Regions from separate parts of the Homo sapiens genome. Here region 2 is linked to region 1. Evidence: chromatin contacts called from ENCODE Hi-C or POLR2A ChIA-PET data. All regions are on one chromosome and are shown on one strand. Each heading gives the region's core, a stretch centred on a gene start or an enhancer-like site at or near the end of the contact. The rest is flanking DNA. Distances are from core to core; before and after follow the strand shown. Region 1 has its middle 16 kb from the start of CCR1. Region 2 has its middle 40 kb from the start of CCR2.

The links. Hi-C counts contacts between places; a loop is a spot of excess contacts on that map. ChIA-PET counts read pairs that join two places held with the same protein, here RNA polymerase II (POLR2A). Pooled maps may share reads with other maps.
Region 2: a loop to region 1 is called in a map of CD14-positive monocyte, with 2.4 times the contacts of the local background. The contact joins two enhancer-like sites. A Hi-C loop is called at or near these places in 1 of 168 maps with a recorded cell type or tissue (CD14-positive monocyte) and 3 of 50 pooled maps. POLR2A ChIA-PET finds 5 or more read pairs at or near these places in 2 of 52 experiments (MCF 10A and activated naive CD4-positive, alpha-beta T cell).

What each region holds. Positions count from the first base shown.
Region 1 is chr3:46,221,278-46,226,397 of GRCh38, reverse strand. It overlaps a transcript of CCR3 not described here. Among named protein-coding and RNA genes, the nearest start is that of CCR1, 16 kb to the right of the region's middle. RefSeq lists an enhancer at 4,561-4,730. Within about 2 kb of position 3,482, at least 2 of the 41 ENCODE cell types and tissues checked have a DNase peak (open chromatin) inside an H3K27ac peak, as active enhancers do; they include CD14-positive monocyte, where a contact is called at or near this core.
Region 2 is chr3:46,311,315-46,316,446 of GRCh38, reverse strand. It overlaps the pseudogene UQCRC2P1. Among named protein-coding and RNA genes, the nearest start is that of CCR2, 40 kb to the left of the region's middle. Within about 2 kb of position 3,351, at least 2 of the 41 ENCODE cell types and tissues checked have a DNase peak (open chromatin) inside an H3K27ac peak, as active enhancers do; they include CD14-positive monocyte, where a contact is called at or near this core.

The DNA.
Region 1 (5,120 bases), core at 2,233-4,732:
TGTACATGACTTGCATGCTGAAAACTACAAAATGCTGATAAAATAAATCAAAGAAGACCTAAATAAATATAGAGAGATATACCATGTTCATAGATTAGAAGACTCAACAGTAAAGATGTCAATTTTCCCCAAATTAATCCAAGGTTTAGGGAAATTTATATTATAGAAATTCCAGTGAAATTTTTATAGCCATTTGTAAGCTTATTATTCTTAAGTTTATATGGAAAGTCACAGGACCTAGAATAGCTAAAATAATTTTGAAAAACAATAATAAAGTGAGAGGAATCACTTACCTGATTTCATGACGTATTATATAGCTACAGTAATCCAGATAGAGTGATATTGGCAGAGAGATAGACATACTGATCAAAGAACAAATAGAGAACTCAGAACTAGACTCACAAATATGCTTAACTGTTTTTTGACAAAGGTGTAAAGCCATTAAATGGAGGGATAGTCTTTTCAAAAAATGGTGCTTGAGGAATTGTACATTCGTAGATAAACCAAAAAACAAAATGACCCTCAGCCTAAACCTCACACCTTATACAAGAAGTAACTCAAAAATGCAAACAACATATCTAACAAAATATTTGTTTAGAATATAAAGCATTCTCAAAACTCAAAAGCAAAAAAGCAAAAATTCCAATTAGAAAATGGTCAAAGATATGCACAGACATATCACTGAAGAGGATATACAGATAACCACTAAGCACATACAGAGATGTTCAATATCATTAGTCTTTAGGGAAATGCAAATTAAAACTACCATGAGATGTTACTACATACCTATCAGAATGGCTGAAATAAAGAATAGTAAAACAAACACTGGCAAGGATGCAGAGAAAATGAATCACTCATACTTTGCAGCTGGGAACATAAAATAATACAGCCATTATGAAAAAGAGCATGGCACTTTCTTACAAAACTAAATTCGTGCTTACAATACAACCCAGCAATTGTAGCTGGGTAATCCCGAGTAGCTGGGATTACAGGCAGGTGCCACCATGCCATGGACAATTTACCTAAAAAATGTTCAAAGATTTAAAGATTGAGATGGTAAGATGCCTAATGAGTTAATGCCTAAATCTTAAGTTTTTGCATGTGCACATACCCATGTAACCACCAGTCAAGACATTACTAGAACCCCAGAATGTTCCCTAGCACTTCTTCCCAGTCAGTACCCACCTCCATAGAGGTCATGTCTATTTTATTTCTATCACTGCTGATCAGTTTTGACCATTATTGAATTCATTATAAATGAGGTTATGTAGCATGCAGTAGCAATAGTTTGGTCTTTTATATTACTATATATAGTATTCTCTCATATGACTAATTTATCTGTTTTACTACTGATAAGAATTTTGGACTATCAGTTTGAGACTATTATGAATAAAGTTACTAACAACATTCTTGAACACATCTTTTGGGTTTATGTGCACTTCTCTTGGGTATTTACCTGGAAGTAGAATTGCTGGGTCACAGGGAAAGCACATGTTTAGCTTTACATACTGCTAAACAATTTTTCAAGTGGTTGTACCAATTTATACTTGCACCAGCATGGTGTGAGAGTTCTCATTGCCTCATAACCTTTTTAATACTTGGTATTGTCTATTGTCAGGGTTTGTTTTTTGTTGTTGATGGCTTTTTTTTTTTTTTTTTTTTTGACAGAGTCTTGCTCTGTTGCCCAGGCTGGAGTGCAGTGGCATGATCTCGGCTCACTGCAACCTCCGTCTCCCAGGCTCAAGCAATTCTGCTGCCTCAGTCTCCCAAGTAGCTGGGATTACAGGTGTGTGCCACGATGCCTGGCTAATTTTTGTATTTTTAGTAGAGACAGGGTTTCACCATGTTGGCCAGGATATCTCAAACTCCTCACCTCAGGTAATCTGCCCGCCTCAGCCTCCCAAAGTGCTGGGATTACAGGTGTGAGCCACCGTGCCCAGCTAATTTTTGTATTTTTATTAGAGATGGGGTTTCACCATGTTGGTGTTAGCCAGGCTGGTCCTGAACTCCTGGCCTCAGGTAATCTGCCTGCCTCAGCCTCCCAAAGTGCTGGGATTACAGGTGTGAGCCACCGTGCCTGGCCCAGGGTTTGGTTTTTTGTTGATGTTGTTTTGCGTTTTTTTCATTTTAGCCATTCTGGTGGTTATGTGCTGCTGTCTCATTGGTTCGTCTCATTAAAACCAGTGGTTTTAATTTGCATTTCTCAAATGATTAGTGATGCAGAGCACATTTTCACATACATGTTAGTTATTTGGATATCCTCATCTATGAAGTTTCTAATCAAGTCTTTTGCCTATTTAAAAAACAAGAGGCCATTGGTCCTTTTCTTATTAACTGGCAGGAGTATTTAATCGATTTTGTATATGCATCCCTTTATTTGAAAGAGCTCTCCCTGAGCTGTTTCTGGCTGTGGGCACTCATGCTGCTTTCTACCCAGCTCCTGGCACACCCTGATCACACCCGATGGAGACTCTATTTACCGACACCTCTGGGCTTATGTTTCTGAACCTGCTCAAGTCATCCACTGTCCTCTAGTACCTCTATCCATGTCCCATACCTGCACCAGCACCCTGTCCGTGGCCAAGTTTCAGGCAAGCCATGGGATCTAAAATGTCTCTCTCCCTTCTTTGTCAGGAGCCAAAAGAATTCTTGCTTCCTGAAACTGAGGCAGGCTGAAAGGGAAAACAGATTGATACAAGTGACACGTGATAATGTCACTCTGAATAAAAGAGGTCAAACTGTACTTATCAATAGTCACACATACATACATGCACACACACACCTGCATGCATGTACACAACATGCATGCACACACACAAGCATCAACTTTAATCAGCAAGTCCTTACACTGACCACCTCTTATATATATGCATCTCAGTGCTGGGTACTGTGGAAAACATATGAAAAAGGATTGGGCATGGGCCCAGCAGCTGAGAAGCTTACAATTTAGCTGGAGAGAAAAGATGTAATACAGATAACATGATATAAAATGCTGTGTATTAGACTGTATGTAAGCCCAGACTCAAAAGAGATTTTATTTGTTTGTTTGTTTGTTTTCAAGACAGAGTCTTGCTCTGTCACCCAGGCTGGAGTGCAGTGGCACGATCTCGGCTCACTGCAACCTCCACATCCTGGGCTCAAGCAGTTCTCCTCCCTCTGCTGGGATTACAGATGTCCACCACCACACCCAGCTAATTTTTGTATTTTTAGTAGAGACAGGGTTTCACCACATTGGCCAGGCTGGTCTCGAACTCCTGACCTCATGATCCACCCACCTCAGCCTCCCAAAGTGTTAGGATTACAGGCGTGAGCCAACACACCTGGCCTCAAAAGAGTTTTAAAACTTGGCATGCAAGACTGTAAGTGTTAACTTGGGCTGGACCTGGACAGGGAGTTTTTAGAGCACTTCCTTAATATACTTTCTCCTTCCCCTTTTTAGCATGAAGGGTTTCTTGACAATTTTCTTGCACATAGGAGACATTCAACAGATGTTTACCAGTTTGACTGAGGCATAGGATGAGGAAATAAATAGCCACGTAGCTCCCATCGGCTGAACATTTACCAAGTGCCAGACACATATTGAATCATATTTAATTATTGCAACAATCCTGAGAAAGAAATATTACTCTCACTATTTTAAACGTGGGGAAGCTGAGGTTCTGACAAGCGGTAAATAAAAATGCCCAAGGTGGCATGGCTGGCATCTGAGGGCTGTGCCAGGTCTGGTGTGCTGGAGGACTTGCTGCCTGTGGCAAGGTGCTGCCATTGTCTGTTGCTTGAACAAGGTGAGGAGCGCAGCATGCCTGGCCATGCATGATGTCTGAAGTTAGAGCCCAGGACCTAGGGCACTAGATCTGTGGGGTGGGGCCCTGAAAGATTAAGGGACTCTGGAGGTTTTTCTCCTGAGTTCTCTACTAGCCTGGCAGTACCCTTCAAGAAGAATCCTAGGGCTTCCTGATAGGTAGCTTCAGAGGCAAGGCAGCAGCAAGAGGGCGACAAATTAAATAAGAGAAAGTAACGCAACCAGGCTGCCTGTCAGCCCCTGTAACTTCTCCAGATTATCATACTGGACCCATCACTTGCCCAGTCTAGCTAGAAGTTCATCTATCCCCATGAAACCCCCATCTCCCCACCTCCACCATGGCCATCCAGGAATGCCCTAGGTGTGCCATACTCTGTGGCTGCTGTGTTGATATGGATTGGTGGTGTGGCATGATACATGGTCCTGCTTCCTCTGTCTCACTGCTCTGAAACAGGAATTCAGACATGGGTCCTTTGATGTGGAGAGTGTCACGCCTTATTGTCCTAGAGAGTGGGACAGCCTGGGAGGCCTGCCTATCTGACCTTCAGGGCTCCTGCCCAGTCCTCAGGGGGAATCTTCAGTGCCAGTTTGTGTGGAGGAAGCCTGTGGGAAATTGTGTGGACAGCAGTGGCAAGAGAGGGGCTGGGGAGGGACTAGGGGGCACACGGGAAGAGGAAAGGCAGGCAGAGCTAAGTGAGGGGTGGCGGCCAGTCAGGGGCCCAGACACACTCCTTCATGGACCCCCTTCTTTGTCTTCAGTGGTCTTGGGTAGGTCTGCTTTGCAAGGGGCAAAAGAACACAGGATGATCCTTTGGAAGAAGTGAATGTGCATTTCAACAACCGGAAACCTGCCAGGGGTTCTTGGAGGAAAGCAAGCTCAAAAATGAAGGCTTAAGCAAAACAAAATAGCCCACCCCGCAGAATAACCCACAGAGGGAAAAGGAAGACAGGAATAAGACTAAAAGTCTAGAAAAGGGAAGTGCAAATTGGGTTCAAGATGCCTCAACTGCAGGCAGAGCCGTGTGGTTTGAACTGTTTGTGTGACTTGAAACATAGCCCAGCCAAGGTCAGGACCTCTCTTTGTGAAGGATTGGGCTGCGGGGGGCATGTGAGGGGTGCATCTTGCATGTGCAGGAATACCCCTACAACTAGGGAATCAGGCCCCAGCTGCTAGTGGGAAGAGCAGATATTCAAGTAAAAGCTATTTCTGCTGAAACCAAAGATTTATATAAACTCAGATACAGTATTTGTTGCTGTTGTCAGATCCATTTGTCCTTGAAGACTTAAGATGAAAGAAATGCAAACATCTTCCCTGTAC
Region 2 (5,132 bases), core at 2,102-4,601, 90 kb before region 1:
TAACTTCAGGAATGAGGAACCAGTGTATAACACACATTCAATAAAGCATTACCACCAAGCATTAGACATTTGTCATTTTTTATTTTTAAAAACAATGAAATCATTGTATTTGTGAGCACTAAGGATACTATTTCACACACTTTTCTTTTTACATCTGTAATTTTCCCTTGGCCCTATTCTGTACCAAATCCACAAGAATTTCCTCCTTCTTCTCCTATATAAAAATCCATTTTTTCTCTTGCATTTGCTCTAAAGTAATTCATGAAATTATCCAATGTGGTATCGGTTGTGGTGATGAGCTGGTAAGTGCTGAAGACTGAGGGAGGTGCTGTGAGGACTGACATATTGAGGCTCCCTGTCCTTAAGAAGGATGCTCTCTGGGGAAGGAGGTGAATTTAACAGACCTGGAGGGGCAACCAACAATCCTACATTACCTTATCTGTAGAACAATGAAGCTCTGATTTATGCATAAGACTGCATTGTACTTCATTTATGTTCATGAAGGATACTGATCTGTTGTTTTCCTACACTGTCTCTGTATGATTTTGGTATCAGGGTAATGCTAGTTTCATAGAATGAGTTGGAGAGTATCTCCTCCGCATCAATTTTATGAAAGACATTGTGGAGAATTATTACTGTTTCCTGTTTGATTGTCCAGTAGAATTTACCATTGAAGCCATCTGGGTCTAGAGTTTGCTTTGTGGGAAGACTTTTAACTATAATTTCAATTTTTTTTTTTTTTTTTTTTTTTGAGACGGAGTCTTGTTCTGTTGCCCAGGCTGAAGTGCAGTGGCGCGATCTCGGCTCACCACAACTTTGCCTCCCAGGTTCAAGCAATTCTCCTGCCTCAGTCTCCTGAGTAGATGGGATTACAGGCACGCACCACCAAGCCTGGCTAATTTTTGTACTTTTAGTAGAGACAGGGTTTCACCATGTTAGTCAGGCTGGTCTCAAACTCCTGACCTCGTGATCCGCCTTCCTAGCCCTCCCAAAGTGCTGGGATTAAAGGCTTGAGCCACTGCGCCTGGCCTCAATTTTGTAATAGCTATAAGACTATTCAATTTGTGAGTATTTTAGGTGAGCTTTGGTTGTTTGTGTCTTTCAAGAAATTTGTTTTATCTAAGTTGCCTAATTTATAGTCATAAAATTATTCAAAGTATGCCCTTATACTTTTTATATCTGTAGGATCTGTAGTGATATTGCCTCTCTCATTCTTAATACTGGTAATTTGTGTCTTCTCTCTTTTTTACTTGATCAATCTGGCTAGAGTTTTATCAATTTTATAGATCTGCTTAAAGAATCAGCTGTTTGGTTTGATTTTTTTCTTTTGTTTTCTATTCATTGATTTCTGCTCTTATCTTTATAATTTCCTTTCTTCTGTTTACTTTGGCTTTAGCTTATCCTGCTTTTTCTATTTTCTTAAAGTAAAAGCTGAGGTCATTGATTTGAAACCTTTTTCATTTTTTAAGATAGGAATTTGGTGCTATCAATTTTCCTATAAGCATTTCTTTAGTCTTATCCCACAAATAGATTTCAATTTGGAGTGAAGTAAAAGCAAAACAAATGCAGAAATATATTATCTTGGAAAATCCTTAGGACAAAAATGGGAGATAGATCATCTGCCATTAAGTACAACACAGTCATTCAGGACCTTTGAAGTTGGTTATGTGGTTGGGTTGCTAGTAGGGACTAGGGTACAGTCAAACCTCTGGTCACAAAGCTGAATGGTAACTGTGGTTTCTGAGAAAGGGCACCTTTTCATAATTTGCCTGAAAGGATCCTACAGCTGCTCTGTCAATGTTTGTTTTCATTATTGGAAAAGATCACTTCTGTTTTGTTTTTTGTTCAGCTTAAGAAGTGATTGGCTCACTTTGAGGAACCTTATAAGAAAAAAAACAGATATCTTTATGTTGAAGTTTTCTTATCAGATGAGGCTGGATAATAATCTGTGGCCTGTCAAATGTTGTAAATATTTTCTTGTAATCTACCTTGCTTAACAAGTTGCCTATATATTTTTTTCTAGGAAAGGTGAAAAAAAAACAAAGAAAGATTGCTTATATTTTTAACTTATTTTTATCATATTTGTCTTCATTTATTCATTTATTACTTCTGTGTTTTGCTTAGTAAGACCTTTTCTATTTCAAAGGAATAAAAATATTCTTCTTTTTTTTCTAGTAGTTTTAGAATTTTATTTTTTACATTTAAATATTTCATCTGTCTGGAATCTATTTTTTGCATATGATACAAAGTAGGAGTTTCACTTTATTTCTCACCAATGTATAACCAATTTTACCCAACACCATTTATTGAATAACCCATCTTTTCCCAACTGATTTGAAGGACCATCTTCATTATACGCAAAGCACCTATAAATATATGAGTTTCCTGTGACTATCTGTCTTATTTTGTTCACTTGCTTGCTCATTTCTGCCCTCATGTTAATTACTATTGCTTTATAATACATTGTGGTATCTGGAAGGATGAGATTTTATTCTCTTTCTTTTTCAAATATTGTTTGGTCCCTCACATTTTATTTTCCACGTAAACTTGGAATCACTTTGTCTAGTTTTTTAAAATCCTGTTGAATTGCATTGAGTTTATAATTTAACCTGAGGAGAATGAATATCTTTACGATAGCAGTCTTTCTATCCAGGAACATGGTAGGATGCTACATTTATTCAAGTCCTTTTTTATGTGATTCTGTTATTTAACTAATTAGATTTCATTCCCAACTTTGTGCTAATTGCCATTTCAATAAGGCACATCTTTAGCATCCTTATTCAAGTAACTTATAAATCATTGACTGGAAAATAGTTTGATATAATGCATTACAGCTTACTACTAAAGACTGTCTTTGAGAGTAAAATTAACTCATTAGTCAACTATCCTTGGATACTGCTGTTAAACTAGTCTTCATTTCTAATTTAGCCTAGCCATCCCACAGGATTCAATCCAATCCTATCCAGCCCAATTCAATCCAATTAAATGGACCTCTCATTACTTGAGTTCCACATGCTAAGGTATGTATAGGCAGCAGAGAGTCTGCCAAATATCTTGTTGTCAATCAGCTTCATCAGGCATTCCTGGAATTATCTATCAAGTAATTTTGTTGACAAAGGGAAATGTGGTTGGTGTGGCATGAACTGTTTTTAGTGGATATGTGCTGTCCTATAATGTAAGAATTGGTTGCTCTGCTGGAGGAGTATGGTGGCACTAGGCCAAGGGATTAAGCAACAACAAAACTAGGGATGGGCAAGTGTAGTAAAACTGGGAAGTTGTTGCCTAAGCATGCATGAGAAGAAGTTAACCAGAAGCTCATTGGCATTGTAGACAGACAGCAGGGAGATTCAGTCAGTGACTGGGGGTGGAAATGAACAAGCAATATTCAAGAAGTTCACAAACTTTGGACATTGAGTTTAGTAGAATGTGTAAGTGTTTGTTTCGTAAGTCTCTTACGGTCTAGCCAGAGGAAAAGGACATAAAAAATAAACAGGAACTTCCAGGAAGATAGAGTAGAAGTATTTTTCCATATTTCTCCTATTAAATATGACTAAATCCCTGATCTAAAACAAATAAGAAAACTCCAAAAGGTGGAGCAGATTAGCTAGAGACGTTGGGACCCAAGAAACCATACGGTAGTAACATCACTGGATTTTCTCTGTGTCTCACACATCCCAGACTGTGCTGGAGAAGCTAGGAACCTGGAAATACAACAGGTAAACACAAAAAAATACTTCCAACAAAAGTCTGCTCTTTCTAACCAAAGGGCTAGAAAGACAGAAAACTTTTGGACCTCAAATACTCCACTCTAGCCAAGCAGTACAGAGACAGCTATGGCCCCACACCCACCCATGCTGCTAAAGGCCCATTGGGAGCAAGACTTCCACCCTCGACAGGCTATATTGAGGCCTTCAAATCTCTCTTCACTCCTGTAGCAGGCTGGTATCAGCGAAGGCCAGGTAGGGAGCTGGGGCTTTCATCCCTATCAGGCAGTAATGTGGCCCGCTTCCTCCTCCCTGTAGCATCAGTGGGACAATGTGGCAAGTCTGGACTTCAGCTCCCACCTACCAGTAACAAAGCTTCCTTCCCACTCCCTACTCGGGTTGTTTTAGAGCAGGAGGGCTAGTGGAGAGGCAGGACATTTGCCACCACCCAAAAGTAATGTAGTATCAGTGGAGGCTTCATGGGAATAGTAGCAAGCCACCAGGACAGTATTAGCAGAAACTTAGTGGGGGGACTCCCACCCTCACCAGCAGTAACAGGAGCCTCTCCCCACTTTGGGTATCAATGGAGACCAAGTGGATAATGGACTTCTACCCCTACCTGGCAGTAATGAGGCAGTGCCACCCCTTTCCCTGCCAGAGCAGTGTCAAAGGAAACGAGCTAAAATAGAGGTTTTAAATAAGAAATAGAAAATATAAAGAACTACATGGAAATTATAGAAAATACATTTAAAAACTTGCCGAATGGTCCTTTAAGCCAGAAGTTACTATGGGTCACGAACAATCTTGAGACTTTATTCCCTCTTTTTGAGACTTTATTCCCTCAAAGTTGCCCCCAAAGTTAAAGCCACAGCTACCCCCATAGGAGTGGCTCCACATCATCAGGACCTTGAGATCATCAAATTTCCAAATGGTTTTATGATTTCTCCTTTGGAAAACTATGCCCTGCATCAAGAATTGGTTTGTTCATTAAAGCAGGCAGTAGCTATGAGGACTCCAACAATTTAGTAACTTCTCATTTGCTGTGTCTTGCATCCAGTTTGACTACGAAAGGAGCTTCATTTTTCAAGATAGCCCATGACATTGAAGCAGCTGGTGGTAAATTAAGTGTAATTGCAACAAGAGAAAACATAGCTTACATCATGGAATGTCTGCAGAGTGATATTGATATTCTAATGGAGTTCCTGCTCAGTGTCGCCACAGCACCAGGATTTGGTCATTGGGAAGTAGATGCCTTCAGTCTCAGCTAAGGATAGACAGATCTGTGAATTTTCAGAATCCACAGGCACATGTCATTGAAAATTTGCATACTGAAGCTTATTGGGATGCCTTGGCTAATTCCTTGTATTGTCCTGGCTATAGGATTGGAAAAGTGACATGGGAAGAGTTACATTACTATGTTTAGAACCA